2 separate regions of the Homo sapiens genome follow, and region 1 is linked to region 2. Evidence: chromatin loops called from intact Hi-C (ENCODE). Cell type or tissue: mammary epithelial cell. All regions are shown on one strand. Each heading gives the region's core, and the rest is flanking DNA. Links, peaks and the distances in the headings are about the cores only.

Region 1 (6,531 bases), core at 446-5,445, 600 kb after region 2:
GACTCCATCTCAAAAATAATAATAATAACAATAATTACATGAAAATATGATTAATCCTGATTACTGAGATTTCTGGTGCTCCTTTTAGTTTTCACTTGTCTCACCCTAGTCCCAGCCCTGGAAGAAGGCAAGGAGAGGAAAGACACCCTGGCAGGGGGAAGAGCAGGGGCAAAGGCTGGCAGCCCAAGTGCCAAGGAGAACTGGCACATGAGGTGCCGGGAAGGCTCTGGGGAGCAGGCAGGGCCTTCAGGCCCCTCTCAGGTCCCACTGACCCTTGCTGGAGAGGCAGTGTCTCCCTAACCCTCAAACCACCATCCAGAACCTAGATGCCCACCTGCAAAGTGAGAGCCATGGTTCCTTTCAAGCCTGTCTTCCTCTTCCAGGTAGTTCCGAGGAACAACAACAACAAAAAGACCCTGGGTTGGAAGTGGCCTGTAAACTGGACAGCATGTGCCCAAATTCTGCAGTTCCCACAGATCTCTGCAGCCCTCCAGGCCTCACTCCATTCTCATGGTTCTGAGGCCTCCCTCCACCAGCCAAGGCACCCCCCTTCCCTGCCCTCAGTGCACATAAGAGAGAGTCAGAGGAAGTCCTTTACTTCTTCATTCTTCCTTTCATGCAACAAAGTTTTTTTTTGAGATAGAGTCTCGCTCTGTCGCCCAGGCTGGAGTGCAGTGGCATGATCTCGGCTCACTGCAACCTCTGCCTCCCAGATTCAAGCAATTCTCAGCCTTCCGAGTAGCTGGGATTACAAGCGCTGACCACCACACCCAGCTAATTTTTGTATTTTTAGTAGAGATGGGGTTTCACCATCTTGGCCAGGCTGGTCTTGAACTCCTGACCTCGTGATCCATCCGCCTCAGCCTCCCAAAGTGCTGGGATTACAGGCGTGAGCCACCGTGCCCAGCAAAGATTTGTTGTTGTTGAGACACAGTCTCACTCTGGAGTGCAGCGGTTGGGATCTTGGCTCACTGCAACCTCTGGCTCCCGGGTTCAAGCGATTCTCCTGCCTCAGCCTCCCAAGTAGCTGGGATTCCAGGTATGCACCACCACGCCCGGCTAATTTTTGTATTTTTAGTAGAGACAGGGTTTCACCATGTTGGCCTGGATGGTCTCGAACTCCTGACCTCAGGTGATCTGCCTGCCTCAGCCTCCCAAAGTGCTGGAATTATAGGCGTGAGCTACCGTTCCCAGTCTCACGTAGCAAAGATTTATTGAGAACCCACAATTTACTAGGCACTGTTCTAGGTACTGGGATAAAAAAGTGGGCAAAACCAGATCTTTGCCCTCCAGGAGCCTGGTGTGCTGGCGAGTGGAGACACGCAATAAACTAAGAAAGAAATGTGATCATTTCCAGTAATAATGAGGGCTAGCAAGAAATGAAAACAGGTGTTGTGGGTAAGACTACTTTACACCAGGCAGCCTGAAATCTGAATAAGAAGCTGTAATCATTTCCGGTGGCTGCTGTATCTAGTACCACACACTTAGTGGCTTCAAATGATATAAATTTATTCTTTTATGGTTTTGAGGTCAGAAGACTTAAATGGGCTAGCAACTCCTTCTAAAGACTCTGGGGATGAATCTGCTTCCTTGCTCTTTCCAGCTTCTAGAAGCCACCCGCATTCCTTGACTTGTGGCCCCTGCCTCTACCTTCAAAGCCAGCAGTGTGGCAGCGCCAATCTCCCTCTCTCTCTGCTTTCTCCTTCCCTCATCACATCTGTTTCTCTGACTCTGACCCCTCTGCCTCCCTCTTGAGATGGACCTCCCTGATGACACTGGGCCACCAGTAAAGTCTCCCTATCTCAAGATCTGTAATTTAATCTCATGTGCAAAGTCCCTTGTCCCATGCAAGGTAATGCACTCACAGGTTCCAGGAATTCGGACATGGATGTCTTTGGGGAGCCATTCTTCCTCCGACCAAAGGAGGAGGGAGACCTTTATGGTGGGAGGAGGGGATCCCAAGCAGAGGGAGCTGCATGGGCAAAGGCCCCACAGTTAGAATGAACTAGGCATGCTCTAGGAATAGCAAGAAGGTCAGCCTTCTAGAAGTAATGCTCCAGTTAGCTTGATTTGCATCTATGTCATTCGTGAGGCCAATCCCATCTCTATGGACAAATGTTCTACAGTGTGCGTCCAGGAGCCCTGCGAGTCTACGGCATCCCCTTGGCATTTCAGGTCATCTCCTGCATCCTTCTGCTTCTAGCTGCCGGACTCTTCACATGCTTAGAGCAAGAGCACTGGACATTTGAGGAAGGTGCCTGGCTGGGCACTCACCTGGGCTGGGGCCAGGCTGACTCTGGTGGAGGGGTGGGCCCAGTCCCTAGTACCTGAGTATAATCCTGCTCTTTCTTCCCCACTGAAGGCCAGGATTGTGTGGCTAAGGATGGATGGGGGCAGCAAAGCTAGACCTCAGGCAGTGGCAGGAGCTGTCAATGGCCATATTGTTAGCTCTGGGCTGCGGCACGGAGGCACCAGGGTAGGGCTGAATGAGGCATCTGTTCGCTAGGTCAGGATGCCCAGGTCAGGGTCTCTCTTGAGAGATGCCTCCTACCCCCACCCTAACCCCAACTCTGCCCAGACCCTGCCATGTGGCTCCCTTGATATCTCTGGTACCCATCCCTCAGGGACCACAACTGTAACTAGCTGGCTCACTGTGAGGTTGGCTGTTGGATGGTGGTCTTCTCAGTTAAAATGTGAGCTCTCCACATAAGCCAGGAACTGTCTTCATCAATGCCAAGTCCCAGCAGCCGGCAGCCAGCACCCAACCCAGGGCCTGGCTCAGAGAAGTTGCTCCATACACACGTGCAATGAATGGAGGAATGAAGGAACAGATGAGAGAGACTGGGCCACCCTTGCATCCCCTGGTCACCTCCTCCCTTGACCACTGCACCCTCCTGCTCACTAGGCCTCCCTGCCTCTGGTATCTCTTCCCAGACACTCTTCATTCTAACACACCATCTAGTTAAAACCCTCCTGGGGCTCCCTGAGACCCTCAGGATCTGCCAAGCCCCAGCCTCACCAGGCTACCCGCCCACCGATTCTGTCCTCTACCTCTGCACTCCTCCTCAAGCAGTCCCTGGCACTGTCCAGTGTGCGCCCTTGTACTTGTGTATTCTTATGCCCAGAAAGCCCCTCCTCCCCTTCTCCCGGTATGGATGGCTCCTACCCTCTGTTCAGGCTCCTACAGGAAGCGGGCCCTGACCACCCCCAGCCTCCCCTGGGCTCCCACAGCCTGTGCTTCCCCCATCTCAGCACCAATTGTAATTCTCACTTCGTACATCTGTCTCCCTTTCCACACCCTGAGCCCCTCAGGGCAGAGACTAATGCTGACCCACGTCTTTCTTTGTCTGCTCCAGGGCCCTGGACGTGGTCAGGCACAGAACAAATGTTCAGCAAAGGTGTAAGCCCAGCCCCAGGCCAGTGGGCAGGTCCTATAGCCTGACCAGTGGGCGCTTCTGCCCTCTGGTGTCCGTTTTGGGTCACTATGATTTTCTATCTCTTTGAGGGGCTTCCTAGGGTGATGTACCCCAGCAGTGGTTCTCAGAGTGTGGTCCCAGGACCAATTGTATCAGCATCACCTTGGTACCTGTCAGAAATGAAAATTCTTGGGCTGTACTCTAGGCATGAATCAGAAACTCTGGCTGGGGGGAAGCAATCTGGATTTTACCAAGCCCTCCAGATGTTTCTGATGCAGGCTGAAGTTTGAAAACCATTATCCTGGAAGAACCCTAAGCCTGAACCACTCCCAGGAGCTCCAGTTAAGGGAGGAAACAGGACCCACCTGGTGGAGTTGCCAGGTACAATACAGGATTCCCAGTTAAATTTGAATTTCAGATCAACAGAAACATGTTATTGCAAGTATTGCACAAGACAGACAAACTAAAAAATAAAAATAAAAAATTCATTGTTTATGTGAAATTCAACTTTAACTGGATGTCCTATGTTCTCTTTCTGTATCAGCAGCCCTGTGCAAAGAACCCTGTTCTTATTTCAGTACTCTGCTGTCGCCATCTTGAAATTCTTAGTAATCTTTTTTACTAGGAGCCCTGCATTTTCATTTGGCAATGGGTCCTGCAAAATGTAGCCAGTCCTAGGAAGGATCTTTACAAAGCCTCCCTGGGGGCATTCAGGATCCGGAGCTCAAAGGCAGGCGGAGTGGGACCTCTGGCACCTTAGAGATGTGCCTCTAAGGATTCTCAGCTCCTCCCTCTGCCACGTGCTGGGGGTTCCCTTCCCAGGTGGGTCAAACCTTCATCCTTCTCCGATTGTGGCTCCTGTCTCCTCACTATCTTGCTGCCTCTGTTCTCACCCCTTCTATGCCACCTTCCACACAGGACGGTGAAGTTCCGAAAATGTCTGCCCATATGCCACCCTCCTGCCCCCAAACTTTTCTCTGGATGTCTCCTTCCCACTTTTATTTATTTTTTTAATTTTTTTTTTGAGACAGTCTCCCTCTGTCACCCAGGCAGGAGTACAGTGGTGCAATCACAGCTCACTGCAACCTCCAACTCCTGGATTCAACCAATTATCCTGCCTTAGCCTCCCAAGTAGCTGGGATTACAGGTGTGTTCCACAACACCCGGCTAATTTTTGTATTTTTAATAGAGACAGGGTTTCACCAGTTGCCCAGGGTGGTCTCGAACTCCTGACCTCAAGTGATCCACCCGCCTCGGCCTCCCAAAGTGCTAGGATTACAGGCGTGAGCCACCACGCCTGGCCACCACTGCTTTTATGATAACCAGTGGCTACCATTACAGAGCACTGAAGTAGATGCTTTTCCTCATTATGTCTTGTATTCTGCAAAGTAATTCTCCTCTTGGCCAAGCCTGGGATGGGATTGCTGTGGGCAGAACCAGCCTGCAGCCTCGGATGAAGAGCTGAGTATCCGCCCCAGCTCATGCCTGACAGAGGAAAAGCCGCTGCCTGGGAAGGCTACAGAGGAGCAAGTGGAGGAGAAGCACCAGAATGATCTGTTGAGCACTTACTATGTGCCGAGCACTGTTCAGAGTGGTGGGAGCTGGATGGTGAAGGACACATATACCAACCCCACCGTCCTTGGGATGGTTCCATGGATCCTGCCAGCTTTAATCTCGGGTTTATGCCCTAACCTTAGTGTTCTAATCAAACAGTGGAGGGCAGTGGCTCTTCTTATTTTTAATTTTTCAGAAGCAAGGAGGAAGTCATTCTTTTCTTTCTCGAAGATTTGATTCCAAATTACACTGGGAGAAGTAGGTTGGGGCACAGAGGAAACAGGATTGGTATGACCCACTATTGCTGAGGCTGAATGATGGGTACGTGATGGGGTCATTAGACTCATCTCTCTAATTTTGGGTATGTTTGAAATTGTCCATCATTAATTTTTTTAAAGTATAGTTCAAAGTAATAAAACCAAAAAGTAATATTAAAACTGCAAAATCTCATCCAATGTAGAATAAGACTCTTCTCTGGGGGTGGGCTTGCCTCAGAAACTAGAGACTCAGAGAGGGCAGCGACTGCCTCTGGTCTCCCTCAGTGCAGTGGCGCGATCTCAGCTCACTGCAGCCTCCGACTCCTGGGTTCAAGTGATTCTCCTGCCTCAGCCTCCTGAGAAGCTGGGATTACAGGTGCCCACCACCACACCCAGCTAATTTTTTGTATTTTTAGTAGAGACAGGTTTTCACCATGTTGACCAGGCTGGTCTCGAACTCCTGACCTCAGGTGATCCACCCGCCTTGGCCTCCCAAAATGCTGGGATTACAGGTGTGAGCCACCTCACCCAGCATCTCCATGACCATCTGTCTATAGAGTGGGAGAGAGAGCAGATCAGGCCCTCCTTGCCTGATACAGTTGTAACCTGGCCTGGGGACCCTCTGAGACATGGTAGATGTCCAAATTCTACTCTAACTCACAGGATTCTCCAGGAGGTTTTTCAGTGAACCTCCTCCCCTGGGGACCTCTCATCTAGATCCCCCCCACCCCTGCCACCCCCACCCAAAGGAACAATGCCCCCTCTGGTTTGCAACCTCTCCCCTCAGACATCAGTTCCAGCAGTACCCTCTGTTGGGAGGTCCTCACCCCACCCGCCTCCAGCTCCCTCCACAGGCCCTCATCCGGTCCACTGGAAAAATCAGATATCCTTTGCCTAGCCTGGCAGCATGAGCCATTCCCAGGGTGGCCCTGGCTCTCCCCATTCCACCACCACACACTGCCTTTAGACTCTGTGATATGTGAGGACAATTCAGGTTCCCATGTCCCCCAACGTCTTGAAGCCCTCCGCACTTGGTTTAAAGAAGGGAGGGAAGCTCAGAGCAAAATAACAATTTTCTCCAAAAAAAGGCTTTAACATGGGTGGGTGTTGGGTGGGCTTGGTGGGGCAGGCCTGGGAGGGCACCCTCTGCTTGTGCTGCAAGATGGTCTAACTCCCCATGGAGGATGTGAGGTGCTTGGGCCCCTCAGCTTCTAGAGCCTCTGCTGAGACTCCAGCCAACAGGAAGAGCCTCATCTTCACCTCAAGTGCACAACTAGAGAATCCTAGACTTAGGGAGTTGCAAC
Region 2 (6,531 bases), core at 602-5,601:
ATACCTCAAGGCAGTAAGACTTTTCACTTTCTGCTGGCTGCGCTGTATACAGGTTGGGAAATTCACTCACTGTTCAAAAAGCAGGACACTCACATATTTTACCCAGTCCAGAGCTGCTCTGTCTTTCGAGGGTAACTTATCTCCAGTTCCTGCCTGTTTTTTTTCACCAGGCCCTCTAGCATTGGAATATTTGGACAGAATCTGTGCTCGGGTTTCGGGCCTGAGGCCTCCTGCAGTTATCTCACTGCCAGGATGTCCCCTTTGATGCTCCAGCTGCCCTTACAGTTCTGAACTCTACTCTCTACCACCTGCTCCAGCCTCGGGGGTGTGAGAGTGCTGCCATGATTCTTACCTCTTCTCTTTGCCATTTTTCAAGAGTAAACTTTTTTTCCGGCTTTTGTCTTTCTAAGACACTTTCCAGGGGCTTTACATACTTTTTTTTTTTTTTAATACTTTGTCTAGATTCCATAATTGCTATCTGCAGGACAATTCATGCAGCCACGTCATACCACTGCCATTACAGGAAGTTTCTCCCACTGCACTCTTTTGAAAACCTAGGCTGGCCACAGGCGGTGGCTCACACCTGCAATTCCAACACTTTTGGAGGTTGAGGCAAGTGGATCACTTGAAGTCAGGAGTTTGAGACCAGTCTGGCCAACATGGTGAAACCCCGTCTCTACTAAAAATACAAAAATTAGCTGGGTGTGGTGGCACGTGCCCTGTAATCCCAGCTACTGGGGAGGCTGAGGCAGGAGAATCACTTGAACCTGGGAGGCGGAGGTTGCAGTGAGCTGAGATGGTGCCACTGCACTCCAGCCTGGGCGACGAAGCAACACTCCGTCTCAAAAAAAAAAAAAGAAAAGAAAACCTATGCTAGAGCATGTCACTCTCCATGCTGACAGCCCTTCCAAAGTTTCCCATTGCACTGAAGATCAAGTAAAAATTCCCTAGTGAGGCCTACAACACCATACAATAAATAATGTAGGGATTATTTCAAGGTTAAAAATTCCTGTAGAGACCCCCTAAGGTTGAAACCTGATTTTTCTTTGTAATATCGCCTAAAGAAGTCTGTGCCAAGGTGGGATCTTTTCCTTCTCCCCCTCTTTCCTGAAGCCTGGCACACACTGAACCCAGAAGTCAGAGGGGGCATTTGGGAATGCAGCCGTGGTGGAGTGAGAGACAGAAACACTTTGGGCACAGTGAGGCCAGGAGGGACCCCACTTGGCGCTGCAAATGGTCAGAGTCTGTCTGGTGGATGCGCTGCCAACAGGAGCCACAGCCCCTTCCACAGCCTGGACCCTCCAGGGGCTGAAGAAAAGAAAAGAAAAGGTTGAACTCAAAGAGGGAGGGAAACCCAGGGGTTAAAGGCATCAGGGGAAATAGTTCAGGGGCCAGAGAGTCTAGAGGAGAGGGCCTAGCCACAAAGGGCACCCAAGGATCTAGAAGGAAGACCCAGGTTGGGGACGGGTGAAGCCAGCCCTCCCAGGGCTTCCCACCTCCTCTCATAGGGTGGGCAGCTATGGCACAACCCTGAAATAAAGACTGTTTCCATGTCCTCCTGGGTCCTGTTTTTTCCGGGTGGTGTGGAGGACGGATGATGAATTGCAAGGAAGAATTATTATAGACTGTTCCATTCTTCCATTTTCACTCTCGAGAACATTTTACAAACTAAAAACTAAATATAAACTAAGGTCTATAGCTCTCCCACAACCATTAAACCAAAACAAGTTTACAAATTAAAACCACACAAAACTACTAAGCCAATTAAATTCATATTAGCAATATTAACGTGGTGGATGATATTTTGCTGAAACTAAATCACTGTCTATCCTGTGACCCTGGCAATCCTGCCACATGCCACACTGCCAGTTCCTCAGCCTTTAACATGCCCACACTACAGGTCAATGACAACTTATTTCTCTCCCTCCGAATCTCTAGGGCTCCTTTGTCTGGGCTGCAGGCCCCAACATCCCTGGGACTTCACTCAGCAGGAATGCTTCGTGCGTCCAGTCGCCTGCTCTGTCCCTGCTCTGTGGCAGTGAGAGCAGCAGCCGAGGCTGGGGTGTTAGTCATTCCTTTGACTCCTTCACCAATTCCCCCATTTACTGCCTCCAGGGCAGAGTGGATACAGCCCAGAACGATAAAGGGAGTTGAAATGCTGCCTGTCTGGAAAGCCAAGCTTTCCCCACAAGGCCAGGCTTTGTTGAGCAAGGAGAGGATGTGTGACTTCTGACCAGACAGAGCCTGGAGGACTTTGAATGTACAACCATCAAAACAAGCAAACAAACAAAAGCCATAGAGGAGAGAAAAATACACGCTGGTGATGATGTAGGAGTCTTCTCACCTTTGAAAGAGGAAGTGAAGGTGTGAACAGCTGCAGTGGGGGCTATTTGGAAGGCAGGAAGCCCAAAGTCAAAAGATTCGTGGAGCTGGAGAGAAGCACTTCCTCTCCGGTCCCTGTCCCCTTCTGGGTTCTAAATGGGAAACAGGGACCTGACTGCCCAAGGCCTGCCAGGAAGAGCCAGGCAAGCCTTCATAGAAGTCCTCCGTGTTCCTCAGGGTGCAGGACAGCCAACCAGCAGAGTAGAGAAGTCCATGCAGGTGGCCTGATCTCAGCAGTGAGGGAAAGTGGGCTAGGTGGCTGAGCCCCAAGGGAGCCGAGTGGGCCTTGCCCTGGGGCACAGGGTCCCAGGGTGAGAACCAAGGAAGGGCCTCTGCAGTGGGGCCGGCCCCTGACACCCAGATGAGCCACACCACGGGCAGGTCAGGAGACACTTGCCTGAAGCCTGGTCCCTGGGGCCAGAAGGGGTGAGGTCAGGAAATTTGGGGAATTTGAGCATTTACCCCCTAGGGGATAATCTTTAACTAGAGATGAATGAGTTGCCTTGAAGTGGTCAGATAAGCGTTTTGCTGCCAGCGGCCAAAACAGGTTCGGGTGAGGACAGTTACGGGGAAATAAAGTGATATTTCTGCACATTAGGGTTGTGGCTGTAAATTACACCCCATCACATGCGGTGGCTTCCTTGTGCCAGCAGGATGGGCCGGGACTAAAGCTGAGTCTATGGAGGCAGCCAGAGGGGTCAGGATGCACTTTGAAAAAAAAAAAAAAAATCACCAGGCAGTTTTGGGCGTTTGGGAGGGGGTGAAGTAGTGAAAAAAAAAATCATCAACGCTGAAATACAAAATACAATCATCAGGAAACACCCTGGGTAGGAGGGGCGCCGTCTGTAGATCCCTTGAGGAACTCGGACCACCGCCCGCGCCTCCTCCGCGCGGTGGCCCATCGCCCAGCTCCAGCCTCTGAATCCTTCACAGGAGCCGTGCTCTTCTCTACTCCAAGCCCCTGCACAGGCTCTTCGCTCGGCCTGGCATGGGCTGTGTCTGGGTTCAGGTCTCAGTTTACAGCTCACTTACCCGAGGCTTGCCTGAGATCTTTCCTGGTCGCCCGTGGTTTCCCCAAAGCGCCACTCCATGGCTGTTCAGCCAGTGCCGACCGACAGGGGGAGCCCAGTCAACGTGAGAGGCAGGAAGGAATGGCGGGAACGGGGCCCGCAGGGCTGAGGTCAGGCAGAGACGTGACTCAAAGGTCCTGATTTCAAGTCCTAGCTCTGTCACTTTTTAGCTCTGTGAACTTAGCCAAGACTAACTTCTCCGGGTCCCAACTGCTTCCTCTGTAAAATGGACACTCAACACACCAAGACGAATCTATCCAGTTTTCCTGAGCACAAGCTGTGCCTTAAAATCCCGCGCCTGCCCCGTGGGAGCTCATGGGCTACTGAAGGTGACAGATAGGGAAACATACACGTAGGGACATGTAGGAAGGGCTGTGCTGGAAGCACACACAGGTAGTGGGGGAACACAAAGGAGGGAGAGTGGGTGGGTGGAGAGTGGGGAAGACGTCAGAGAGGACTTCAAAGAGGAGAAGAGGGTAGCTGAGCTCTGGCATACAGGTGGACAGAGGTTTGCTGTGGGTTAGGGGGGAAGATTCTAGGCAGAGACATCATGGCGGCAAAGGCCCCAGGGCTGCAGGAGCAGGGCGTTCTGGGAATGGCAAGTGCATCCACCTGGCTGGAGGGCAGGGTGTGTGCCACAAGGCACAGCGGACTCCAGTCACCTGTCATCCATCATCCATAGCCAATCTTGTTTCCTCCACACCCCATTCACACCCTATCCCCAATCCCAGACAGATGCATCTCATCTGTAAATATTTCTCTATGCATCTAAGCAACAAAGACTTAAAAAACCAAAACCACAATGCTATTATCACACCTAAACAAATAACAAGTCCTTCATATCATATTTAGTCAGTGCTTCCATTTTGATTGTCCCTTAATTTCTTTTTTTCAGTTTGTTTAGTTTACAGGAACCAAGCACGGTTCATAATGGGATTGATTTATATGTCTCTTGAGTCTCTTGTTAATAGGTTTTCCCTTCTTCTATGTATTTTTTCTTTCAATATATTTATTGGAGAAACCAGGTGGCTCGTCCTGCGGGGTTTCCAACCGTCTGGATTTTTCTGATTGCATTTTCCTGGTGTTAAAGGCTCATCTGCCCTTTGAATTTCCCATAAACTGGTAGTTAGATCCAGAGCAGTACCACCCAATAGTAAATCATGTGAGCCACAAGTGCAAGTCACATATGTAATTTTAGATTTTCAGGTAGTAACATTTTAAAAAGCAAAAAGAAATGGATGAAATTAATTGTATCTTACTTAACTCAATATATTCAAAATATTATCATTCTAACGTCATCAATATAAAAATTAATACAAAAGAATTTACATTCTTTTTTGTACAAAGTCTCTGCAGTTCAGTGTGGATTGTGTTCATAGCACATCTCAATGTGGATTAGCCACTGTTCAATGACTTCAGAACTCCATGTGGCTGGTGTCTGCTGTCTTTGGACAGCACGGATAGATGCTTCATTATATTCAGGGTCAAACTTATGCCAAGGCTATTTCAAAGGTGTGTGCTTTTCCATCAGGAGGCATCAGGTGTCTGGTTGCCTGCCTTTCTGTGCCATTGATGAGCATTGTCTTAGACGTGCTCATTATTTAGGAGTTGCGAAGAGCTGACAGCCTAATTCTATGATCCCTTCTGAATCTTTTTACTTGGAATATTTATATAAGAGAAACTTCCCTTCACCAACTATCCAGTTAACTAGTGTGTACAATGCATATAGCAAAGGTAAGTAAATGTTGCTTTCTTTTATGTAACAGTTCTCATAGGGTGAGAGCTGTGTTTAGGACAGGTCAGGTGCTTGCCATGTGGAGAGTGGGCTAGAGGGCACAAGAGTAGCTGAAGAGCGCCTGGGGAGGAGGTGATTATAATCCAGGCATGCTGAACTCAGGGGCAGCAAACCACCCCTTCCCATAAACCTCAGGAATCTCCTTCAAAAGGCCCAAGAAGCTCCAAGCCACCTTCATGGTGCCCCTTCTGCCCTGGCCTGTACCCTGGAATAGTCACTCCAGTCAGGCCCCCATCCCAGGCTGTCCCTCTTCAGGGGCCAGGCGGGAAATTCGCCTGCAGCCTCCCACCCATGCAGATGGACAGCTCAGCCCACTCCTGCCCGGCCACCCTTCCTTGCTGTCCTCACCATGCCCTGGGGCTCCCCCTTCTCCCCTGTCACCCCAAATTTTCTCTGGGGCCTTGCTCCTTTCATTGTCCCGTCTTCTTCCTGAACCTTTGCCTTCTCCCTGCTACTGGCTCCATCCCACTCGCATTTACAGGAAATCTTCCTTCGGTCTCACAGTCCCCTCCAACTCCCACCCATATTTTTCTCCAGCACTTTATAGCTAAACTCGCAAGAGTTGTCTACACTCACTGTCTCTACTTCCCCACTGTGCACGCCCACTGCCCCTTGCTTCCTTGCTGCTCCCCAACCCTGAAACAGCTCCCATGGAGGTCACCAAGGGCTTCAGGCTGTGCCTGCCCTCACCTCCCATGGCTCCTGGGTCTTTGGCCCTGTTGACCCTTCCCCATCTCCATGGTTTCTGTCCTGTGTCTAGTCCCACAGTCTTCCACGCTCAGCCTTGGGGGAAGCTCCTTGGGCCTCTGTTCTGGCCGCTCTTCTGCTAACCCTGTGCACAGATCCCCCTCCTTCCCCCCACCCAGCCATATCCCCTGCCCCCGGCCCTCAGACACAGGCTCAGTCCTCCCCTCCCCAACTACCTGCCTTACACCCAGCTCCAGCGCAGCTCTGTGCCCTCTGTACTTTCCTGTCTCAGCCACAGGCCTGGCAGCTTCCTGAGGGCAGGCACTGTGTCTGCCTTGTGCATTTCTCACCCTGGAGCCTAGTCCAGCGCTTGGTGTGCAGTGTGCAGTCAGTAACCATTAAACGCACGAGTAATGCAGGTTCCCAGCAACGCCTTTGTTCTTGCTTCTTACCCTGGCTGGTAGCCCTGGCCCCGTTTCACCCCCTCGACCTGCCTGTCAGACACAGCTAAGGGGAGTCCTCAAAGAAGCACCTCCTGCCCCTCTTACCCCCGCCCCTTTTATGCCTGTGAGTCATTATGTACACGGCCGACCTCAT

What was found. Hi-C counts contacts between places; a loop is a spot of excess contacts. Peaks named below come from ENCODE experiments on the same cell type or tissue, not always from the same donor. Only the 100,000 strongest peaks of a DNase experiment are listed, where the experiment ranks them.
Region 1: it touches region 2 in a loop (30-fold over the local background); 3 of 110 quality-filtered maps call a loop at or near these places.

The regions. Positions count from the first base shown.
Region 1 is chr11:75,544,667-75,551,197 of GRCh38, reverse strand. No RefSeq gene overlaps it. Among named protein-coding and RNA genes, the nearest start is that of SERPINH1, 14 kb to the left of the region's middle. In mammary epithelial cell, for the core only: a CTCF peak has its summit at 3,463 (motif pointing left); no DNase peak of the experiment used is centred there.
Region 2 is chr11:76,149,318-76,155,848 of GRCh38, reverse strand. No RefSeq gene overlaps it. Among named protein-coding and RNA genes, the nearest start is that of WNT11, 54 kb to the left of the region's middle. RefSeq lists enhancers at 2,311-2,370, 3,271-3,360, 3,012-3,892. In mammary epithelial cell, for the core only: a CTCF peak has its summit at 3,504 (motif pointing right); DNase peaks (open chromatin) are centred at 2,118 and 3,518; H3K4me3 peaks cover 322 bases.